Regions from separate parts of the Homo sapiens genome. Here region 2 is linked to region 1. Evidence: chromatin contacts called from ENCODE Hi-C data. All regions are on one chromosome and are shown on one strand. The core of a region is the stretch at or near the end of the contact, and the rest is flanking DNA. Distances in the headings are between cores, read along the strand shown. Region 1 overlaps SDK1 (sidekick cell adhesion molecule 1). Region 2 overlaps SDK1 (sidekick cell adhesion molecule 1).

What was found. A loop is a pair of places that touch in the nucleus more often than their neighbours do. Pooled maps may share reads with other maps.
Region 2: a loop to region 1 is called in a map with no recorded cell type, with 7 times the contacts of the local background. The contact joins two enhancer-like sites. A Hi-C loop is called at or near these places in 1 of 168 maps with a recorded cell type or tissue (posterior vena cava), 2 of 37 single-sample maps with no recorded cell type and 3 of 50 pooled maps.

Annotation. Positions count from the first base shown.
Region 1 is chr7:3,954,299-3,957,778 of GRCh38, reverse strand. The region is part of intron 7 of SDK1 (sidekick cell adhesion molecule 1); the gene reads right to left. All of the region lies in intron 1 of LOC124901576 (a long non-coding RNA gene), which reads right to left. Among named protein-coding and RNA genes, the nearest start is that of SDK1-AS1, 600 kb to the right of the region's middle. Within about 2 kb of position 1,618, at least 2 of the 41 ENCODE cell types and tissues checked have a DNase peak (open chromatin) inside an H3K27ac peak, as active enhancers do.
Region 2 is chr7:3,914,654-3,918,133 of GRCh38, reverse strand. All of the region lies in intron 5 of SDK1 (sidekick cell adhesion molecule 1), which reads right to left. Among named protein-coding and RNA genes, the nearest start is that of SDK1-AS1, 560 kb to the right of the region's middle. Within about 2 kb of position 1,778, at least 2 of the 41 ENCODE cell types and tissues checked have a DNase peak (open chromatin) inside an H3K27ac peak, as active enhancers do.

The DNA of each region.
Region 1 (3,480 bases), core at 369-2,868:
TACCTTTTTCAAGCTCATCTTCATTGCACAACTCATACATCCCCCATTTGATCACGTTTCCTCAATCAATAATCATGAAGGCAGTATTATTTATATTCCAACTATACATACAGTAGCTGCCTGCTGTCAGGGCCCTTGTGTGCAGGTCCTGACCTGTATTCATCAGGGAAGCTAAGTCAATATCTACCGTCATGATCTGATTAAAAGCATGGAAGGAAAAAGGAAAAAAACATACATTCGACAACAACATTTGCTTATGATTAATTATAGTTTTCCTCTTCTTAGTTGAGCGTTTTCTTTTTAGAAAACTGTCGAGTCCGTGCAGTTGTGAGAAGTAACACTGTAACACTGAAAGAGCTCATGGACCCTTCACTCGGCTTCCCGCAATGGTAACATCTTGCAAAAAACGATAGCATAACATCATGATCAGGATACTGCTACTGATACAATCAACCTAATTTATCCAGCTCTTGCCAGTGTTTCCTGCGCTCAAGTGTGCGTGAAAAGACGGCACATGCACGTCCCATGCAACATTATTACGTGTGTAGGTCCACGTGTCCATCAGCACAAGGGTGTTGCCTTCCATGACCAGGAGCACCCCAAACCCCCACCCCTCACAACCACTAATCCGTTCTCTGTTTCTGTAGGTTTGTCATTTCAAGAACGTTACAGAAAGGAGGTCATCGAGTGTAACTTTTGCAACTATTTTTTTCACTCTTCATGGTTCCCTTGAGATTCACCCAAGATGACCTGTGCTTTGATGATACAAAATCCATAGATAACAATGGTCGGCACCTACGGGCCCAGGGTGCCTTCCCTGAGGTACTGATTACCGTTGTCGCCTGGTACAGTCCCCCGAGGCTTCCCTCGAGTGCCAGGAAGGGACCTCGCTGGGGTCAGGGAGACGGGCACTCCACACAGTGACCCGAAGCTGGCTTGGCTGAGCAAGTGCATGGCTCTGGGGACCTCCAGGCCCAGACGATGCTGCTCCTCTCCAAGTGGTGACCTCTCTCCACCCTAGCCAGGGACCATCTGTGTTTGGCACACAGCATGCCACCTGGTGAGAAAACTCATCCCACTCCACACTCTCCATAGTACTGTGGCATGGGCAAGGTCTGGGGGGCAGCCTGCCACCGCCTGCAGGGGCCAATGTCCTGGGCAGTTTTAGTAGCTCAGTGCTAGGCATGGGTGGAAAACATCTGGCTGTTCATTGTGGATGCTCTTAGCTTGTTCTGGAAAGCCTTCCAGGTCGCTGTGCCTGGGGAGCAGGTGCAGAGCTGCCCATGCCCTGCGTGGCCTCTGAGCTTCCCTTAGTACTTCCCCACCGTGTGAGGGTACGAGTTCTCTCCCTGCCAACCCTTCCTAGTATTCTAACCCAGCGGCTGCTCAGATGGAGTTTCTCCCCATTTCCAGCTACGGTTTTACACACAGTCTGCTCTAAGGCAAAGAACCGGAGGAAATGCCAAGCCTATGGACCGTGAAAAGCCCGTGAGTTAAACACTGGGGAAAACCCATTGTAAATGAGTCATCCTGTGCATAGACTCTCAACCACTTACTCTTCAGAGGGCAAGAGGGCGAGGGCATGTCTTAGCCTGTCAGTGGCAACTGTGTCTAGAAAGGGTACTCTGCCAACATGGGTCCACCCTGGACTTCTGAAAATTGATCCTGACTGCAGCCAACAAAACAGGGGATGGAAACAAACACTTCTCCCTCTTTTGAAACAATATGAAGACATCAGGGAAAGGTTCTCATGCCCTGTGTGAAGTCAGGGTGTTAGGAAAAGGCCAGCTCAGATTTTCCGCCTTCCACATGGCCCAGAGCCCATGGCAGCTGCCTCCAGGGGCAGCGCAAGCTTCTAGCTCCCCAGTCTCAGGAGAGGAGGTGGGGAGACCTCCCAGACTGCCCCCAAACCAAGGGCCTCTGTCAAATGACCTCACTCTCCAAAATGCCAGTGTGACAAAGTGCAGGCTCAGGCCCAATGGAGGCAACCGCAGTGGAGAAGGACCCCCCAACAACACCATGCATTTTTCCTGCTCTCCCATCCCCAATGCTGCTGGGATTTGGCTTCTGAGTTGCAAAGCTTCTTCTGTGTAGGGATCACTGCAAGATCCAAAGATGTTTCCTGCGCTGCCTCCCTGTTCCTTCCAGGTCGCCCCTCTCAGGGAGCAGCATGTCCCACGCATGCCCTCGGCTGGCCTGCACTGCACGCTAGTCCACCGAGGTGGACAGAACGGCTCCCGGAGGTGTCCACACCCACACCTCTGGAATCTATGAATATGCTGTCTCACTTGGCAAGAGGGACTCTGCAGGTGGGATTAGGTATCCCACCTTAAAATAGGGAGACTCTCTTGGATTCGCTGGGTGGGCCCAATTTAATCATGTGAGCCCCTAAAAGGAGAGGACTTTCTGCAGCTGGAGGCACAGGGGACAGCAGAGAGCTTCCATGTGTGACAAGAACTCAGCCGCAGCTGCTGGCTCTGGAGATGAGCCAGGGATGCAGGGGACTCTGGAACCTGAGGGGACCCCTGGCCAGGAGCCAGCCCCCAAGCCACAAGCACTGAATTCCATGAACAACTTGAAGGGGCTGGCAGCAGATGCCCCACCAGGTAAAGAGTCCATCCCAGTGAAAACTCGCCGTCCGAGTTTCCGAGCCATCGTGCTCAGCAGGAGCAGGGCACATGTGGGAGCAGCTGGCTTCGTGTGTGATGAGGAGACCGTGGAGAAGGCGTGGCTCGGAGGGAAGATGCATCTCACAGGCACTAAGGTGCTGCAGTCAGAGGTAAGGGGCATCCTTGTCTTACCCCAAGGAAAAAAAAAATGGTTTCATAGGTGGTGAGGCACATCCTGATTCCAGAGACACTAAACATGAAAAATGTGTGTCACATAACTGATTATTGGTAAATAGCGAGTGCAATGGGACATATAGGATAATAGAGTTATGCCAACAGCAACTAAAGCCACTATTTCAGAGCCTCTGTGACAGACATTTTTGCATTTAACCTTCACAATATGAGCTGGTACCATCTACATCCATCTCCATTTTATGGATGTGGAAACTGAGGCCAACACTCATTCAAGCCCATGAATGGTGCAGTGTAGAGGGTGTAGAAGGGAGGTGGGACGGAAGCGGAGGGTGTAGAGGGGAGGCCAGAGGGGAAGGTGTAGAGGGGAGGTGGGAACGGAGGGCGGAGAGTATAGAGGGGAGGCGGGAAGGGAGGGTGTTGAGGGGAGGTTGTAAAGGGGAGGTGGGAGGGGAGAGGAGGGTGTAGAGGAGAAGCAGGAGGGGAGGGGGGAGGGTGGAGGGCGTAGAGGGGAGGCAGGAGGGGAGGGGAGGGTGTAGAGGGGAGGCAGGAGGGGAGGGTGGAGGGTGTAGAGGGGAGGCAGGAGGGGAGGGTGTAGAGGGGAGGCAGGAGGGGAGGGGAGGGTGTAGAGGGGAGGCAGGAGGGGAGGGGAGGGTGTAGAGGGGAGGCAGGAGGGGAG
Region 2 (3,480 bases), core at 529-3,028, 40 kb after region 1:
TGAGTTTGAGGTGAGAGGGTAGCCCCTGGGATGGCTGAACTGAGATCCAGTCTAAGAAAGGTTCCTCTGTTTTGTCTACCTAGAAGGGGACTCCAACAAAACTGTGAATTACACATAAGGCCCTTGAAATGGACTTTCTTGGGCCCTGAAACAGAAAACTAGAAGTACAACAGAGGTGGTTTCTGCTTTACCGAGGGTTTGATCAAAATCCCTGAGCCCCAAATCTTCCCATCTTTGTATGGAGACCAGAAACCTTGAGTGCAGGAGGAGGTGTGTGTGCAGAATTGTGTGTGCATGCACTTGCCACGCTATCTACATACATGTGCATGTGTGTAGATAATGTGCATGTATGTAGCAGGAGAGAAGCCTGTCAGAAATGAAATTCATGTCTAGGAAGTCTCAGTTTTTCCTCCTTGTGGGCTCTGGAAATAGAATGTGTGACTTATGCTTTTAATTTGACAGCTGGTCCCATAGACGTTCCTCTAACCCTGGGTAAGGAGTGTGGTTCATCAGGCTTTACTCAAACAGAAGCCATGACTTCCTGACTGCCCACACCCCCACTTCCTTCTTAGCAGGCCTCTGCTCTCAGAGTCCGTTTTACCTGCTGGCCCCTGAAGGACAACCTGATGCCCCTGAGCACAGGGAGGGGCTCACCTGTGAGTTCCACAGTGCCCCAAAGTGCAGCCCGTGTCTTGGGGAATCTGTCACACCTTTCTGTACCCTGGATGCAATGAGGCTTCCCGTCTACCCTGGAGAGAAACCCTCAAAGAGGACACCTGATATCCCAGCCACCCCTGCATCACACTCATAACTACCAACAGAACACAGAGGTTCAATAAATATTAGCTAAGTGCATAATGAATGCTGACTTGGAAATAGAGACACCTGCCTATAAGACAAGGGATAGAAATCAGAGACGTATGCTTTCAAGTGATTGATTTTTATTTAGTGACAAAAATAAGCCTGAAAAGAATTTTGAAGGTGTATGCTCCATGAAACAGACTGAATTTTTGTATGTTTTATACTATTTCAGGATTCATTTGATAGAAAACAATTATGTTGTCATCAGTTTGTTAAGGGATGATGGGAGTGTTTTTAGATGGAAAAGATTTGCCCCCAGTCTGTGAGCTTTTGGGCCTAGAATAGTCATCAAAATGGTGAAATGTCAGGCACTTGCCATGATAAGCAACTTTATACTATGAGTCTGCATCTGTGCCTGTATCAGGAATTGCTATATAAGCTAAAGTCCTCTATTATCTATCTATCCATCCATCCATCTCCCTGACAATCTGTCTGTCTATCTATCTATCAATTAATAATCTACAATTTTCCCTCTTCTATCAGCTGGAAGGTAAAATGAAGGGTAATGTAAAGTATATAGAATTTGGGAAGAATATTGCTAAATTTCTCTAATACATAATTATTCAAAAAAGAAACTGCTATTCAATATTTTCCCTAGAAATGCAATGCACACACACACATACAGAGGCAAAGTACAGGCAAACAGAAATAATTCCTAGCTGTCTCTTAAGTAATTAGTTGAGGCCATGTTAAATCTTACCTAAGAATTGCTTAAAACAACTGATTTGCCTATCACATCCACAGACAGTTGACTTTCCATCATCTTTTAAGACAAAGATGGCAAGAGTTCAAATAAACCCCTTTTCTATCACAGCACTAAGACGTGTGCAAGGAAAATAGAAACTCAGGACCCCAAACTCACTGTGCCAAAGGGGAAGTTAGGGCTGGGAACTGAGTCATGCAAAACACTGCCTTCCTTTTGTTCCCAAACAGACAGCTATGATGTCACATGTTTACTTTAACTCATGTAAAGTGTAGATTTACTAAGCAGAGAGAGAATCATAATTGACTTTCCCTGATTCCCTTTCTTCACATGTAAAATGTAGATCCACTGAGGGCTGGTCAGGGCTTCACAGGAATGTGACCACTGGCCTCATTGCCTCCTCTCCCTCCCTCTTTCCCACCCCCCGCTACTCTTGCTTGTTCTTTTCTCTAAATACTGAAGTTCCAAAAACCCTCTTTGGAAAAAGCACAGGCCATAGATCCTACTATGACTTGTGTTTCTTTTTCCTGGGTGTGCCCTCAACCTTGACAAAATAAACTTCTCATCTATTGAGATCTGCTCCAGTCACTTTTTGGTTTAGGGAAGTAAAAGGATAGACTTTTCAGAGATTAACATCTCCTTCCGCTTAATAAAGTGATCAAGAATGATCAAATAAACTGTAGTTCACTAAATAAAAAAGTAAGTAAAAAGTTATCCAAAACGTGGCCAGGCCAGGTTTTGGATACAGTGGTCTGGGTGGAAGGTGGCTAGGACGTGTAAAACCCAGTCAGTCAGCACGTGACTTGGTACTAAGCTCTCAAGGGTACTTTATCAACTTCCATGACAACTTGGAGTCAGCCACAGAGGGTGCTTGGTTAGTGTATGTATTAGCTCATTCTCACGCTGCTAATAAAGACACACCCATGACTGGGCAATTCATAAAGAAAAAGAGGCTTAATGGACTCGCAGTGCCACATGACTGGGGAGGCCCCACCATCATGGTGTAAGATGAAGGAAGAGCAAAAGGATGTCTTACATGGAGGTGGGAAACACAGAATGAGGGCCAAGCGAAAGGGGAAACCCCTCAGAAAACCATCCGATCTCATGAGACTTGTTCACTACCACAAGAACAGCATGGGAAAAACCCACCCCTATGATTCAATTACCTCCCCACGGGTCCCTCCCACAACACGTGGGAATTATGGGAGCTACAATTCAAGATGAGATTTGGGTGGGGACACAGCCAAACCACATCAGGGTACATGCTCTTCAGGGGTCTCCTACCAAAGACTCCCCTGGCTCCAACAAGGGCCTTTAGCCACTGGCTTTCTACAGCGAGTGAGCTGGAGAGAATGGGGCAGAAGCCAGGCTCCAGCTTTCTCTGGCTCATCCTACCCCTGCTCCTACCACGTCATTTGCATGTAGACCCTGTTATTTGGAAAATACCCTCAACTTCTCGTGCCCTTAGGGGCTAATTGAAAGCTCTCAGATTCCACGGCCGTACAAGAGAATAATCAACAGTTGTGGGATTTCCGGGAGAAATGTGCCTTACAAAGTTGACTGAAGGATGGCGCATGATTCTGATTCAAGTTTCACAGCTGCATCCATACTATCAACAACCACCTAAAATGAGTTCAGTCTTGCCCGTCACTTAAGACACATCAAACACACTCGCTTTCGACGACTTTTGAAATGATTTCCTTTTAAAAGTTCAAATGATTCTGAAGGTCTCATTTAAATTCTCAAAAAAGCAAGCAAATTGACCGATCAAATTGTATGGACGTTTTTTCAACATTCCACTTAGCTTTTAATTACCCAGTGGGCCATCAGGGATCTGCTGGAGCTGCTCTGGAGACACCTCCCAGCCCATGTCACCGTGGCTGTCACAGATACCCAACACTCTGTCCTCAAGCAAA